Linked DNA regions of Homo sapiens: region 2 is linked to region 1. Evidence: chromatin loops called from intact Hi-C (ENCODE). Cell type or tissue: MCF 10A. All regions are shown on one strand. Each heading gives the region's core, and the rest is flanking DNA. Links, peaks and the distances in the headings are about the cores only.

What was found. Hi-C counts contacts between places; a loop is a spot of excess contacts. Peaks named below come from ENCODE experiments on the same cell type or tissue, not always from the same donor. Only the 100,000 strongest peaks of a DNase experiment are listed, where the experiment ranks them.
Region 2: a loop joins it to region 1, with 22 times the contacts of the local background. A loop is called at or near these places in 2 of 110 quality-filtered maps.

The regions. Positions count from the first base shown.
Region 1 is chr5:50,747,808-50,756,158 of GRCh38, reverse strand. It overlaps PARP8 (poly(ADP-ribose) polymerase family member 8), which reads right to left. Exons shown (of 26, transcript NM_024615.4): 3 at 5,971-6,008. Among named protein-coding and RNA genes, the nearest start is that of PARP8, 85 kb to the right of the region's middle. In MCF 10A, for the core only: a CTCF peak has its summit at 4,930 (motif pointing right); a DNase peak (open chromatin) is centred at 4,928.
Region 2 is chr5:50,389,536-50,397,849 of GRCh38, reverse strand. EMB (embigin) reads left to right here. Exons shown (of 9, transcript NM_198449.3): 9 at 1-1,658. Among named protein-coding and RNA genes, the nearest start is that of EMB, 48 kb to the left of the region's middle. In MCF 10A, for the core only: no CTCF peak of the experiment used is centred there; a DNase peak (open chromatin) is centred at 3,719.

The DNA of each region.
Region 1 (8,351 bases), core at 199-8,198:
ATTAGCAAAAGAGGAAGTCAAATTGTCCCTGTTTGCAGATGACATGGTTGTATATTTAGAAAACCCCATCGTCTCAGCCCAAAATCTCCCTAAGCTGATAAGCAACTTCAGCAAAGTCTCAGGATACAAAATCAATGCACAAAAATCACAAGCATTCTTATACACCAATAACAGACAAACAGAGAGCCAAATCATGAGTGAACTCCCATTCATAATTGCTTCAAAGAGAATAAAATACCTAGGAATCCAACTTACAAGGGATGTGAAGGACCTCTTCAAGGAGAACTACAAACCACTGCTGAACAAAATAAAAGAGGATACAAACAAATGGAAGAACATTCCATGCTCATGGATAGGAAGAATCAATATCGTGAAAATGGCCATATTGCCCAAGGTAATTTATAGATTGAATGCCATCCCCATCAAGCTACCAATGACTTTCTTCACAGAATTGGAAAAAACTACTTTAAAGTTCATATGGAACCAAAAAACAGCCTGCATTGCCAAGTCAATCCGAAGCAAAAAGAGCAAAGCTGGAGGCATCAAACTACCTGACTTCAAACTATACTATAAGGCTACAGCAACCAAAACAGTATGGTACTGGTACCAAAACAGAGATATAGACCAATGGAACAATACAGAGCCCTCAGAAATAATACCACACATCTACAACCATCTGAGCTTTGACAAACCTGACAAAAGTGAGAAATGGGGAAAGGATTCCCTATTTAACAAATGGTGCTGGGAAAACTGGCTAGCCATATGTGGAAAGCTGAAACTGGATCCTTTCCTTACACCTTATATAAAAATTAATTCAAGATGGATTAAAGACTTAAATGTTAGACCTAACACCATAAAAACCCTAGAAGAAAATCTAGGCAATATCATTCAGGACATAGACATGGGCAAGGACTTCATGTCTAAAACACCAAAAGCAATGGCAACAAAAGACAAGATTGGCAAATGGGATCTAATTAAACTAAAGAGCTTCTGCACAGCAAAAGAAACTACCATCAGAGTGAACAGGCAGCCTACAGAATGGGAGAAAATGTTTGCAATCTACTCATCTGACAAAGGGCTAATACCCAGAATCTACAAAGAACTCCAACAAATGTACAAGAAAAAAACAACCCCATCAAAAAGTGGGCGAAGGATATGAACAGACACTTCTCAAAAGAAGACATTTATGCAGCCAACAGACACATGAAAAAATGCTCATCATCACTGGCCATCAGAGAAATGCAAATCAAAACCACAATGAGATACCATCTCACACCACTTAGAATGGCGATCATTAAAAAGTCAGGAAACAACAGGTGCTGGAGAGGATGTGGAGAAATAGGAACACTTTTACACTGTTGGTGGGACTGTAAACTAGTTCAACCATTGTGGAAGATAGTGTGGCAATTCCTCAGGGATCTAGAACTAGAAATACCACTTGACCCAGCCATCCCATTACTGGGTATATACCCAAAGGATTATAAATCATGCTGCTATAAAGACACATGCATACGTACGTTTATTGCAGCACTATTCACAATAGCAAAGACTTGGAACCAACCCAAATGTCCATCAATGATAGACTGGATTAAGAAAATGTGGCACATATACACCATGGAATACCATGCAGCCATAAAAAATGATGAGTTCATGTCCTTTGTAGGGACATGGATGAAGCTGGAAACCATCATTCTCAGCAAACTATCGCAAGGACAAAAAACCAAACACCACATGTTCTCACTCATAGGTGGGAATTGAACAATGAGAACACATGGGCACAGGAAAGGGAACATCACACACTGGGGCCTGTTGTGGGGTGGGAGGCTGGGGGGAGGGATAGCATTAGGAGATATACCTAATGTAAATGATGAGTTAATGGGTGCAGCACACCAACATGGCACATGTATACATATGTAACAAACCTGCACGTTGTGCACATGTACCCTAGAACTTAAAGTATAATAAAATATATATATATGTGTGTGTGTGTGTGTGTGTGTGTGTGTGTATATATATATATATATATATATATATATATATATGAATGTTTTCAAACTCAAATTCCTTCACTGGAATTCTCCATCTTGACTTCTAAGCTCTTTTTTTTTTTTCTGAAAACCTCTGGGGACAGTTAGATTTTTAATGTGTATGTTTTATAGAGGACCTACAGATCTTTGTTAAGGCTGTTAACAGCAAGATATTTTCTCTTCACTTCTCTAACACTATGCAAAGCATTACCAGAACTTTCATGAACACTTGAGACTTGGGGAGAGATGAATAGAACTGTGCAAAAGTATTTCTTAAACTGTTGCTTTTATTCTGCTCCAAATACAGCACCATTTAAGTCAAGTCATTCCATCCCTCACTGATGTAACTTAAGATAAATAATAATTATAACTCTAAAAAAATTATATTGATTTCATGTTACATTCTGGATATTTTTGCTGAATTTTCTACATAATTTCACCTCATCCCCTATAGCAGTCAATTATTATCCCTATTTTAAATACTAGGAAACTAAGGCTCAGAGAAATTAAATACTATTAATTAACTAACTATACACTAGTAAGTGGTAAAACTTGAATCTGCCTGAATCCAAAAATCAATGATTTGTCACTATACCATGTCCTTTTTCAAATATGGAAAGTATTGTCACTAAAAAGTTGCAATGTCTTATAAAATATAAATGTTTATTAGGTATAAAAACAATTATATTTTTGGGGCTATAATTTGATATAGACTGTATAGTATTCTAATTCTCACTTAAGAGGTTTATTCACAGGCTATACCTAATGCTCAAGTATATCATGTAGGTCAAGACTCTTTAGACTCACAGGTGCCAGAGGATCCAGAAAGTATCCCTTCATTCCTCTACTAGGGATAAGAGAGTCCACTCCCAACAGTAGGTAAGCCTTTCTAATTAAAAGTGGAAAGAGAAAATTAAAGAACTCTGCCATTATAGTAGAGCCAACCTGTGACTTGTAATATACACAACTATTGTGTAATTCATTCTCTGACATTAAAAAAAAAACTGTCTTCAAAATAAAATCTACAAAGAAGTACAAGTAAATCACAAGGCCTCTCTATTTCTTCACTTAATCATGAACAGTCAACATATCATTTAGTATTTCATTTATATACATGCTATTATATATGCTGACTCAACAAAGGCCCTCTAAATTTTCATTTCACTAAAAGTATGAAATAAATTTCAATAGATGGTACAAGTTAATTAATAGATCACAATTATAAAAGGACAAATCTGTTCCTAGGGACATAAGCTAGAATGATGTAATCTTGACTTTGGAGGATAATACTGATATATTTTCATAGAGCAAAGAAAATTTCATATGTTCAAACTTAGATGATTACTTAATAACTGATCCAAATAATCCAGGAAAAGTAGGCAGAGGGGAAGCCTAAGGTATATTATTAGAAAGAATTCATAAATGTAGTATCAAGATTACTGCATTTAGAAATTGAATGCAACATTAAAGAGAGCTATTTGTTTGAAAGAATCTTTTAAATGGCTAAACTATTTGGAAGACAAACCAACGGACGGAAGAACAAGAACAAATATGAACAATAAAAATGGGCCAGGAGAAATAACCAGAGACATGGAAGAATTTTACAATTACGGACCAAATACTATACTTTTGCTAAAAAGTTTGGACATTTCACCAACATAGAAACTTTCAGTAAGAAGACATATTTTAAAATGACTAAGAAACAGAAAAACAGAAGAGATAATAATCATGGCAGAAAAATAAGACAACTGACCCAGAACCATCCCTAAAAAGCTCAGACAGATTTGTTTGCAAGTTCTAGCAAATGCTCAAAGAGTTGTTTAATTCATTCAGCAACTTAAGGTCTTTAATGCTAAAGTATATGACAAAACACATAATTCTCATAGCTCAACATTGAGTTATTTGCTAATACAATTTGTTACTTTATTGTTTAAAGGAAAAAGTAGATATGACACCTCAACAGATGCCAAACAATAGTTTGATAAAGATTTAATATTCATTTTTTTTAAAAAAAAGCTTGGTAAATGAGAAAAAGAGTAATTTCCTTTCTGAAAACAACTGGAAGCATGCTCACTAATTTTGAAAAAAGGGACAAAGCTGCCAACTTTCATATCTATTATTAAAAATTATTCCAGTGCCAACAAGAACAGGTATAAATGTTGGAAAGGAAGAACAAACACGTAAGTTATAAAACAAGATGTCTACCTAAAAAGTCAAGCATATTAACCAACAACTCTTAGTACAAATAAATGTGGATTAAAATTTAATAATGGGGAAAACATTATCATATTAATTTCACTGTGAAGAAAGCTCCATAAAAATACTAACACTACTTCCCCAGAGGCAACGGGAATCAGAACTGAATTACAGACTTGATTTTATCACCAAACTACATGTTTTGGGAAAATGTTATTTAATACTTACCATCTCTCAGCACACTTCTCTAAGTATGAATTTATATTATAAACTGCCCTGTTCTGCCTTTCCTACAGACCGGCATTGAGAATCAAATGAAATTATGTATGTGCAAATACTTGGTATACTGCGCACTGGACAGTGTATTTTGATATACTGGTTACATCAGCCAACTGAAAATTCTGCCCCGGTATTTAAACCAGAATGCACTAATCTCCGTCTTCTGTGATCATATTTTATTGCAGCATAACAACCTACTTTCACCAAACAGATTAAATATATATACTTACACTCCTTCCTTTTGGAAATTAAGTTATATTGAAAATTCATTGCAAACTTGCTCCAGTTAGAGAATTCAGTAAAAAGAGCACAAATGATAATCAATACTTTTTTTAGAATTTCAATGTTTGTATATTGGCATTTCCAGGTGGGGCTCCCGTAAAGTGTGAAAAAGCCCAAGTAATACCTCTTGGCCACAAGAGGGAGCTAAACACTTGGCCCACTTGGTTTACTAAAGGCATCTTCTACCATACATCCTGTGCTACAGATTAATTCACTTAGTGTCTTCAACCTGGGCTTTAATTTGTACTATTATTTCTATTACCTTGACTTAAAGTCCTGTACTTCTCATGGCTGACATCTCTATGATCTGACTCAGATGAGAAGCACATTAATTTTTGTATTTACAATAAATAGTGGGGCTTTTATTTCATAACATACTTGGCAAACATAGCATCAAAAACATGCTACACTATCAGACAGGGCTGACTGCATAACCATCTATAAAAAGTATTTTTCTTATAAATACTTCTTGTATTGGTTCTTCCAGTAAAATTTCTCTAGAACACTTTTTGTATTACTATTAAAAATAGGCATAGCCTTAATGAATAACTTCATTGTATAACTGTACAATAGTTTTATAGAATACTATTCTTAAAACATATGGAGAGCATAGCAAAATAATTGTAAGGAAGTTTGTGATTTAAGAAAGTATTTTCAAATGTAACGATCTTATAAAATGGTTAAATGCTTAATGCAAACTGCCGCAGAAAATACTTAAATGCTAAACAAGTAAGTTTTACATTATCTCCATACCAAACTATGAACTAATTACTATTTTTTAATACTAAAAAGAAAAAATAGATACACACACACACTTAGAAAACTGACTGAAACAAATAAATGTTACCTATTATTTTTACATTATGAAAGGCCAAATGATGTTCAAAACTAACAATTAGACCATTGATCTCTTTATTTTAATTGTAATGATGTAAATGCACAGGCTGGAACTATCATAGGGATCTTTAAAGAACTTTTCATTGGGAAATTATTTTGATTCTGCACTGTGTCTCAGAGTAAGACATGTACTTTGCAGGCAGTAAGCAGAATTCTTCTATAGCTTTAAGGCTTCCTCTACCAGTGTTTCACCCCTCAATATATTTATATGCGTTTTACATCTCCAGAAGAAAAAAATATTCAAAGGAACCCTGATACGAATATCTGTAATAAAACAAGAAAAGCATACCTGGGTAATCTTCAGATACATGTACTGAGTAGGATACACTGTTAAAACAAACAAACAAAAAAGGCTCAAGTTATTGCTAAGGTAGACAGGCTTTTATAAAAAAAAGACAAACCAAACCCATGTTACCCATTCAGTTATAAAGATGTAAGTATAAACAGGAAACTTCCAAAACAGATTAGAAAACCACTTTTATATCCGCCATAAGAAACACAGGTTTTTAAAATATACTTTCCATTAGTCTAAATGGGTCTTAGTCTAACAGTTTTGAAATATCTTTCTCCCAACAGGGATATTTCTTTTAGTATAGACAGGTCTTTTATTTCAACAAGGTCTATTTTTCCTATTATATGATCATTTGTTTTCTTTGCTCAGATTTCATCAAATCATCTTTTCTTACCAAAAAAGTATTTCTCTTATTTAGTACAGCACCCAAGAATTTAAACATTTTAATAGTTTCCCCAAAATATGAAGTACTTTTGATAATGTTGGTTTTTTTCTAAAAGAATTAACAAAATATAATGGAAGTATAAGTAATATTATCAATCTTTCATCATGCACGCACACACACGTATATATAAATAAACTTTATTCTATTTTCATAAGGATTGAGTTGTTTCAAAATAATTTTTAAATTATATTTTAACAATTGCACAACTCACTTCTCAGTAACCCTGCTGCCTCTATGTACTTACCTCATATGACATACGAAAATTGAACATATTTATCTGTTCATTTTTTATCTCTGTCAACTAGATAGCAAGCCCCATGAGGTTAAGATCTACGTCTATTTATATTTGCAGTGTCATCATTTACTTTGGTGCATGACACACAGCACATGTTTAACATTAGCTATCTGACTGCATCAGTGAAGCTGCCACCTGCCACAGAAAAGTCAAATTTTAGTTTGTGTTCAGCCAATTATCTGCCTGTTAAGACAAAAAAAACTAATTCTCTTTAAAGGAACATATAGAAGACAGAATCTACTCAAAGCATCATTCACAGGGTGAATCCAATATAATCAGAAATCACTTAATATATGTACAAACAGAAAAATGTAACCTATTTTCAAGAGAAAAGAAGATCCAAGTGTTGGGATTAGCCCACCATAATGTTAAAACAGTTATCATAAGTATACTTAAGGATGTAAAGGAAAAACCAATCTGAAGAAGACAGAAACAAACAAAAACAGACTATCAGTGACTTATGGGGCACTAGCAAAAGAGCAAACATTTGTATATTAGAGTTTTAGAAGGCTGAAGAAAGAAAGAATAATGCAGAAAATATCAAGAAGAGCTAAAAATTTCCCAATTTGAGTGAAAGACAAAGATGTGTTGAATAAAGAAGCTCAGAAAATCTGAAACAGGAAAGCACAAAGCAAATTACACCTAGGTACATGCAGTCAAACTGCTGAAAACCAAATGTAAGGAAACATTCTAAAAGAAGTCAGAGAAAAATAAAACGACATATTACACACAAGGAAACAGTGATAAGAACCAATGTTGACTTTTGGGGAGGGGAGGAGACAACTGTTCAGCCAGAATTCTCTATTCAGCCCATATATTATATATACAGATCCACCAAAAACAAAGGAAAAATAAAACAACTTTCAGATAAAAGAAAATTGTGAAAATTGGTCCCCAGCAGACCTGCAGTATAAGAAGTCTTAAACAAAGCTCTTCTGGATGAATAATACCAGACGGAAAGTCAAAAGAATGAAAAGCACCGAAAACTGTAAATATAAAACACTATTTTTTTAATGCTTTAAAAATACATTCGACTGTTAAAAAGTAAAATTATAGCACTTCACACACATATGATTACAGCGTTGTAACAGGGAGGGGTAGGATGGTCTTAAACAGTTGCAAGGTCCTTGCATATTATGTAAAATGAAGTTGCAAAATCCTTACATATGATGTAAAATGATATATTAACCCTAAATAATAACTATCAGAAAAGGAAATATCCCTATAGCATGTACACACACACACACACACAAACTGCTTAAAAAGCTAATAGATAAATTACACAATAATTCTAAAAATCATTTTGGATCATTTAATCCAAAAGAAAGCAGGAAAGGAGGAACAAAAAACAGAAGGAACAAATAGAAAACAAAAAGTAAATAGAGCCTGAATCTAATCATATCAATAACTTCATTGAATGTTAATGGAACAAGACACACTGAATAAAAGGAAAAGATTACCAGAATGGATAAAAAAGCAAGGTCTATACTAAAAATACAAAAAAAATTAGCCGGGCGCGGTGGCAGGCGCCTGTAGTCCCAGCTATTCGGGAGGCTGGGGCAGGAGAATGGCGTGAACCCGGGAGGCGGAGCTTGAAGTGAGCCGAGATCGCGCCACTGCACTCTAGCCTGGGCGACA
Region 2 (8,314 bases), core at 1-8,000, 360 kb after region 1:
CAAAATGCAATATTTTGTTGTAAAGCATCTTAACTACACATATAAGTTTGCTGAACTTGAATACATCCCGGTAATGGCAAACTTCATTTTATTCTTGGTTTTCATTTTATTCTGGTCTCAGGGCCATACATTTATTTTAGTTTAATTAATTATTATTTTGACAACATTACTTGGGTAATATCTATATAATGGTAGATAACCAATCAGTTAGCTTAATTAATCTAAGCTATTTGAATTCAGGGAAATATTAGTCAAATCTGCTGTTTGACTAAATACAATTCAAAGCAGTGTATTTGTGACTTGGAATATAGAACACAAACAAATGTGTAACCCATCTGCAGTATGCATTCTTCCATTTTACCACCACTAACCATTGAGGCTCATACAATTTTCAAGCAACAAGCATTGCTTCCCAAAGGTAAAATAATCAGGAATATTTCTATAGTAAATGGAGTTTTTAATTGGCAATACTGTTTATTTTTTTCTAGCAAAGACAATTTATCTCAGTAACCTTAAATAGGAAAAGTACTCAAAAATTAAAGTTGACTTTTGGCTTTTTGTAGTCTCTCTGGAGGACTTCCAGAAAATTACCACTGTTGGATTTTAATCTGCTTCCATTAACCAATCTTACAGAGATGATAAATGAATTAACTAATATTGACCAAATATAAATTGACTGCAAATAATAAGCCGCATAAAAGTTGAAGTAGGAAAACTACTCCAAGTTTATATATTAGGCACCTTGGGGAATTCTCTTAGTCTTTCCAGCTAACAAGGATTTTCAGCATAATAAGTAGATTTAATGATGGCATAAAATTCCCAGATACTTTCATATACATTTTTTGCCAAAGTGTAAATCTTCTCCTTTTGCAGTCTTTTTGTTATTATCCCAACATCTAGCTGCTCAGGCCCTAATTTAGAACTCATTCTGATATTTTCTTCTTCTGTATTAATTAATACTTATGGGTCATGAATCCCTGCTCCTTTGACCTTTTTAATAGCTCATGAATCCATCCCATTGCCTCCCCAACTCTGCCCACACCTGCTGCAACACTAATGCCTTGATTTTCCTACCTCAGTCTCCTTTTCTATTAATCCCTCTTTTGCGTGGCTGCCTGAGTCCACTTTCTCAAACACAAACCTCACTATGCAACTTTGGAATCTCTGTAGGCTCACCTTTGCCATTTCTTAATATTGCATTCTCCAAATTGCTAATCTCTATCCAGTCTCTTGAACTAGACTTGGCACATGGAGATTCCGCTCAGAAAGTGCTCTTCACACTTCTACCTGCTTGACTAACCCCAGATTATCTTTCAAGACTTTAATCTGATCTTGTGTCTTAGAGAAGCCCCCATACCTGGTAGAGCATGTACCATCTTACATGCTTAAATAACTCCACATTTATTTGTGTTTATTACTCTGTGTTATAAATATACATTTGTTGGTCTCTCTCTTGGATTATTTTGTTTCTTTGTCCTGTAACTACCACTGAAAGGGTGCAATACAGCTTTCTTGAAATGTGTATTGAACGGATGAATGTATAAATAAAAATTAAATTTTGTAAATTTCTGCTTATTCTTAGAAAAAGAATCTAAATTGTGACAAATCAGAATTGAAAAAAGTATTCTAATAAAGAAAAACAAGCTTTTATAACTTCAGTATTTGCTTCTTTTACTTTGAAAAACACATAGAATAGTATAAAGGTCCAGTCATATTTTCTGTAATAGTGAATTAGTGTCTTGTGAGCAAAATGAGTTCTAATTCCTAAACTATTACACAGATTACGTTGCTTTCAACTTATTTAAATTTCCCTTGTTCTTCATGTTTCATGGACAGTACAAATGCAAACCTTATTTTTATCCTTTATTCTAATAACATAATGCATTGATTTTAAATGTAAAGAATTTTAGGCTGCATGGTGGCTCACATCTATAATCTCAGAACTTTGGGAGGCCAAGGAGGATGGATCACATGAGGATAGGAACTTGAGAACAGCCTGGGCAACATAGTAAGACCCTGTCTCTACTAAAAATAAAAAAGAAATTAGCCAGGCATGGTACTTGCCTGTAGTTCCAGCTACTTGGGTGGCTGAGGCGGGAGGATTACTTGAGCCCAGGAGTTTGATGCTGCACTGAGCTATGATTGCCACTGCACTTCAGCCCGGGAGACAGAGGAAGACTCTGTATCTGTTCCCCCCAAAATTTAGTGATTGTATTTCTTTACATCATACTGTAGAGAGTTGATGTTTGTGTTCACTCCACTAACCTCATTCCACTTTCCCCTGCCAGTATACTTCAGAATATCTCAGATCCAATTCAAAATTTAATCTTAAAAGGTATAATTATTTTCACAGTTTCATAGTTTAGTTTTGATCACTGAAAGCATTTCTTTCATTTTGTCTAATCGAACAAATTTATGCAAAGAATTGGGGACTTATTCCTCATTAGTATTGTTCATCTATAGGTGGAAATAAGTTCAAGTATGTGTTGCAGTATTAATTAAAGGCAAAGTGACCTACTTGTACTATATTCTGAATAAATACTTATTGAATGAATGAAAAATAGAAGAGTGACTCAATTATTTTAGAATCTTAAGTTATACAGATTTATGTAATGTCTATTTTGATTTTTATTAATTAACCATGAATTTATCCTACTCTAGTATTGAGAAAAAGAAAATGGAACTATAGACCCTTCTTTCATATGATACTTAGGAATGTATCTGCACTGTATCCAGAAAGTCAGTTACATGCCCTGTTTACCAATTGAATTCTGCTTCACTAAGGATAATAATAACTGACATTGAGTGCATGGCATATGATGGGCACTGTGCAAATTGCTTTGACATGTTTTGTTCATTTAATCCACACAATGGTCCTATGCTATAAAAACAGTTAATATCTACTTTTTTAATAGATGAGGAAACTGCAGCTTAGAGAGATTAGGTAAGCTGCCTTAAGTCACCCTGCCTGTAAGTGTTTAGAGCTGAGATTCACATTCACGGAGTCCTCCTGAAGAACCTAGGATTAACCACCACGTTGAACAGCTTTGGCCTGCAAGTTACATGCTTCTTAGAAAATGAGGCTATTATCTATAATCTGTATTTTTTAATATCAATTTTATTCCTTTCAACTGGTCAGTTATATCATAAATTCCATGGAATTTTTATGGAATCCATGCTTTGCCACTCTTGTATCCCTATAGTGGTGCTGGGGAATCAAGACACATTTATTTGCCTTAGCACTCTTTCTTTCTTTCTTTTTTTTTTTTTTTTTTTGTAATTTTACTTATAAATTGGGAGGGTGGCCATAAAATTTATCATCCAACCACTGAAAGTGAAAGAAGGTGCTATTTATGATTTCCCCAGGACAACAGGCAGAAAATAGTCTCTGGTCGTACATTTAGCCTGCAGAGAGAATTTAAGTACATTATGGATAGTCTGCCATAGACACAGCAGTAGCATCTGCAACAAGTAAATGATAAACAAAAATCAACTTTCAGGGAAATAGCCATTTTTAGTAGTAAACATAGGGAAATAGCCATTTTAAGTAAATGTCAGGAGAGTCTCACTATAAACTGCCTATAATGAGACAGTTTAGTAAGCTTAAAGTTTTATTAATTTCCAAAAGCATCTAATAGGTTGAGATTTATTGGCATTCAAAAGTATGATTCACAGATTGTAAGAGAAGCTGGCAAAGAAAGTCATGTTTTTGCTGGCCTATGGAATGCACTCGAGAATTCTTTGGGCTTGCATATCTTCTGATTCATGTGTCATAATAATAATGTCTGTGTGATTCTCAGTGAATCATGAATGTGTGATTGTGCTTTTATGATAAAATTTTCTTATGAAGTCAGTGAAAATAATTCATGAATAATGTTGTCAAAATTACTTTTAATCACAAGATTAACCTGCAACAACTATGTATATTATTTTTATGTGTTGGCTTATTATGTTCAAAAACTTTGTTTATAAAAACTGATTTTGCTATTTAATTTTTAATTTACTTTAGAAAATAATGTAGCACAATGTTAGATTTATTACATATGTAACAATACTATTTAATGCTGCAAAATCATAGCACATGTTTGTAACTATCACATTTTATTAACTGTCTTTGTACTTTTAAAGAAAGAAATATGATCATAATCTTTAGTTTTATTTAAATCAAGGATCATGGATTTATTTTGACATACTTTCTAATAATTATAATTTTTTCCTTTGTAAGCATATGTGCCTAAATTCTCATTGAGGGCTTTCTGTACTGTGTAAATAGCACAGAAAATGTCTATATAGGAATGTTTAAAAAATATTTTCTGTTGCATGTAACTGAAAAGATACATCTAATATGCAATTAAATTGAATAAAATAGTACTTAGTGAATTAAAAAGTTAAGTATTGAAAAACATTGTCATGCTTTTTATTTTTAATAGTGGTTTAAAAGAGAATATAAAGGCACTAAACAGAAAACACTAGTTTTTTTTTTCTTTGTGTATACTCACAAATAATTTAAATCATGTTGAACAATATGTCCTTCTCAAGCCCAGTGAAAAAGTGCACCTAGAGCTGGGACTCTAGTTTAACACATCGAACCAAAAGTCTTTCAGAAAGGAATTTTCAAAGTGTCCCAAAATATATTTGAACAATTTAAAAGGCAGTAGCGAACTTCATAAAAATAGATATTTTAAGTTAAAATGATGCAGAGAACAAATTTTCTTGTTGTTCTGGGTAAATTTTTTTCATTATATTTTAAGTTCTGAGGTACATGTGCAGAATGTGCAGGTTTGTTACATAGGTATACACGTGCCATGGTGGTTTGCTGCACCCATCAACCTATCATATACGTTGGGTATTTCTGCTAATGCTATCTGTCCCCTAGCTCCCACTCCGCAACAGGCCCCGGTGTGTGATATTCCCCTCCCTGTGTCCATATGTTCTCATTGTTCAATTCCCACTTATGAGTGAGAACGTGCCGGTGTTTGGTTTTCTGTTCTTGTGATAGTTTGCTGAGAATGATGGTTTCCAGTGTCATCCATGTCCCTGCAAAGGATATAAACTCATCCATTTTTATGGCTGTATAGTATTCTATGGTGTATATGTGCCACATTTTCTTTATCCAGTCTATCATTGATGGGCATTTAGGTTGCTTCCAAGTCTTTGTTATTCTGAACAGTGCCACAATAAACATACGTGTGCATGTGTCTTTACAGTAGAATGATTTATAATCCTTTGGGTATATACCCAGTAATGGGATTGCTGGGTCAAATGGTATTTCTAGTTCTAGATCCCTGAGGAATCGCCACACTGTCTTCCACAAGTAATTTACACTCCCCCAACAGTGTAAAAGCATTCCTGTTTCTCCACATCCTCTCCAGAATCTGTTGTTTCCTGACTTTTTAATGATCACCATTCTAACTGACGTGAGGTGGTATCTCATTGTGGTTTTGATTTGCATTTCTCTGATGACCAGTGATGATGAGCATTTTTTTAATGTGTCTGTTGGCTGCATAAATGTCTTCTTTTGAGAAGTGTCTGTTAATATCCTTGGCCCACTTTTTGATGGGGTTGTTTTTTTTCTTGTAAATTTGTTGAAATTCTTTGTGGATCCTGGATATTAGCCCTTTGCCAGATAGATAGATTGCAAAAATTTTCTCCCATTCTGTAGGTTGCCTGTTCACTCTGATAATAGTTTCTTTTGCTGTGAAGAAGCTCTTTAGTTTAATTAGATCCCATTTGTCAATTTTGGCTTTTGTTGCCATTGCTTTTGGTGTTTTAGTCATGAAATCTTTGCCCATGCCTATATCCTGAATGGTATTGCCTAGGTTTTCTTCTAGGGCTTTTATGGTTTTAGGTCTAACATATGAGTCCTTAATCCATTTTGAATTAATTTTTATGTAAGACGTAAGGAAGGAATCCAGTTTCAGCTTTCTACATATGGCTAGACAGTTTTCCCAGCACCATTTATTAAATAGGGAATCCTTTCCCCAGTACTTGTTTTTGTCAGGTTTGTCAAAGATCAGATGATTGTAGATAACGCGGCATTATTTCTGAGGCCTCTGTTCTGTTCCATTGGTCTATCTCTCTGTTTTGGTACCAGTCCCATGCTGTTTTGGTTACTGTAGCCTTGTAGTATAGTTTGAAGTCAAGTAGCATGATGCCTCCAGCTTTGTTCTTTTTGCTTAGGATTGGCTTGGCTCTGTGGGCTCCTTTTTGATTCCACAAGAAATTTAAAGTAGTTTTTTCCAATTCTGTGAGAAAGTCAATGGTAGCTTGATGGGGACAGCATTGATGTCTCAATTACCTTGGGCAGTATGGCCATTCTCATGATATTGATTCTTCCTATCCATGAAAATGGAATGTTTTTCCATTTGTTTGTGTCCACTCTTATTTCCTTGAGCAGTGGTTTGTAGTTCTCCTTGAAGAGGTCCTTCACATCCCTTATAAGTTGGATTCCTAGGTATTTCATTCCCTTTGTAGCAATTGTGAATGGGAGTTCACTCATGATTTGGCTCTCTGTTGGTCTGTAATTAGTGTATAGGAATGCTTGTGATTTTTGCACATTGATTTTGTATCCTCAGCCTTTGCTGAAGTTGCTTATCAGCTTAAGGAGATTTTGGGCTGAGACAATAGGGCTTTCTAAATATACAATCATGTAATCTGCAAACAGAGACAATTTGACTTCCTCTTTTCCTAATTGAATACCCTTTTTTCTTTCTCTTGCCTGATTGCCGTGGCCAGATCTTCCAATACTATGTTGAATAGGAGTGGTGAGAGAGGGCATTCTTTTCTTGTGCCAGTTTTCAAAGGGAATGCTTCCAGTTTTTGCCCATTCAGTATGATCTTGGCTGTGGGTTTGCATAAATAGCTCTTATTATTTGTAGATATGTTCCATCAGTACCTAGTTTATTGAGAGTTTTTAGCATGAAGGGGTGTTGAATTTTGTTGAAGACCTTTTCTGCATCTATTGAGATAATCATGTGGTTTTTATCATTGATTCTGTTTATGTGATGGATTGTGTTTATTAATTTGCATATGTTGAACCAGCCTTGCATCCCAGGGATGAAGCCGACTTGATCGTGGTGCTTTTTGATGTGCTGCTGGATTCGGTTTGTCAGTATTTTATTGAGGATTTTCGCATAGATGTTCATCGGGGATATTGGCCTGAAATTTTCTTTTTTGTTGTGTCTCTGCCAGGTTTTGGTATCAGGATGATGCTGGCCTCATAAAATGAGTTAGGGAGGATTCTTTCTTTTTCTATTGTTTGGAATAGTTTCAGAAGGAATGCTACCAGTTCCTCTTTGTACCTCTGGTAGAATTTGGCTGTGAATCTGTCTGGTCCTGGGCTTTTTTTGGTTGGTAAGCTATTAATTATTGTGTCAATTTCAGAACCTGTTATTGGTCTATTCAGAGATTCAACTTCTTCCTGGTTTAGTCTTGGGAGGGTGTATGTGTCGAGGAATTTATCAATTTCTTCTAGATTTTCTAGTTTATTTGCATAGAGGTGTGTATAGTATTCTCTGATGGTAGCTTGTATTTCTTTGGGATTGGTGGTGGTATCCCCTTTATCATTTTCTATTGCATCTATTTGATTCTTCTCTCTTTTCTTCTTTATTGGTCTTGCTAGCAGTCTATCAATTTTGTTGATCTTTTCAAAAAACCAGCTCCTGGATTCATTGCTTTTTTTTTGAAGGGTTTTTCTTGTCTCTCCTTCAGTTCTGCTCTGATCTTAGTTATTTCTCGTCTTCTGCTAGCTTTTGAATTTGTTTGCTCTTGGTTCTCTAGTTCTTTTGATTGTGATGTCAGGGTGTCAATTTTAGATCTTTCCTGCTTTCTGTCATGGGCATTTAGTGCTATAAATTTCCCTCTCCACACCGCTTTAAATGTGTCCCAGAGATTCTGGTACGTTGTGTCTTTGTTGTCATTGGTTTCAAAGAACATACTTATTTCTGCCTTCATTTTGTTATTTATCCAGTAGTCATTCAGGAGTAGGTTGTACAGTTTCCATGTAATTGTGGGGTTTTTAGTGAGTTTCTTAATCCTGAGTTCTAGTTTGATTGCACTGTGGTCTGAGAGACTGTTTGTTATGATTTCTGTTATTTTGCATTTGCTGAGGAGTGTTTGACTTCCAATTTTGTGGTCAATTTTAGAATAATTGCGATGTAGTGTTGAGAAGAATGTATATTCTGTTGATTTGGGTGGAGAGTTCTGTAGATATCTATTAGGTCAGCTTGGTCCAGAGCTTGGTTGAAGTCCTGGATATCCTTGTTAATTTTCTGTCTCATTGATCTGTCTAATATTGACAGTGGGGTGTTAAAGT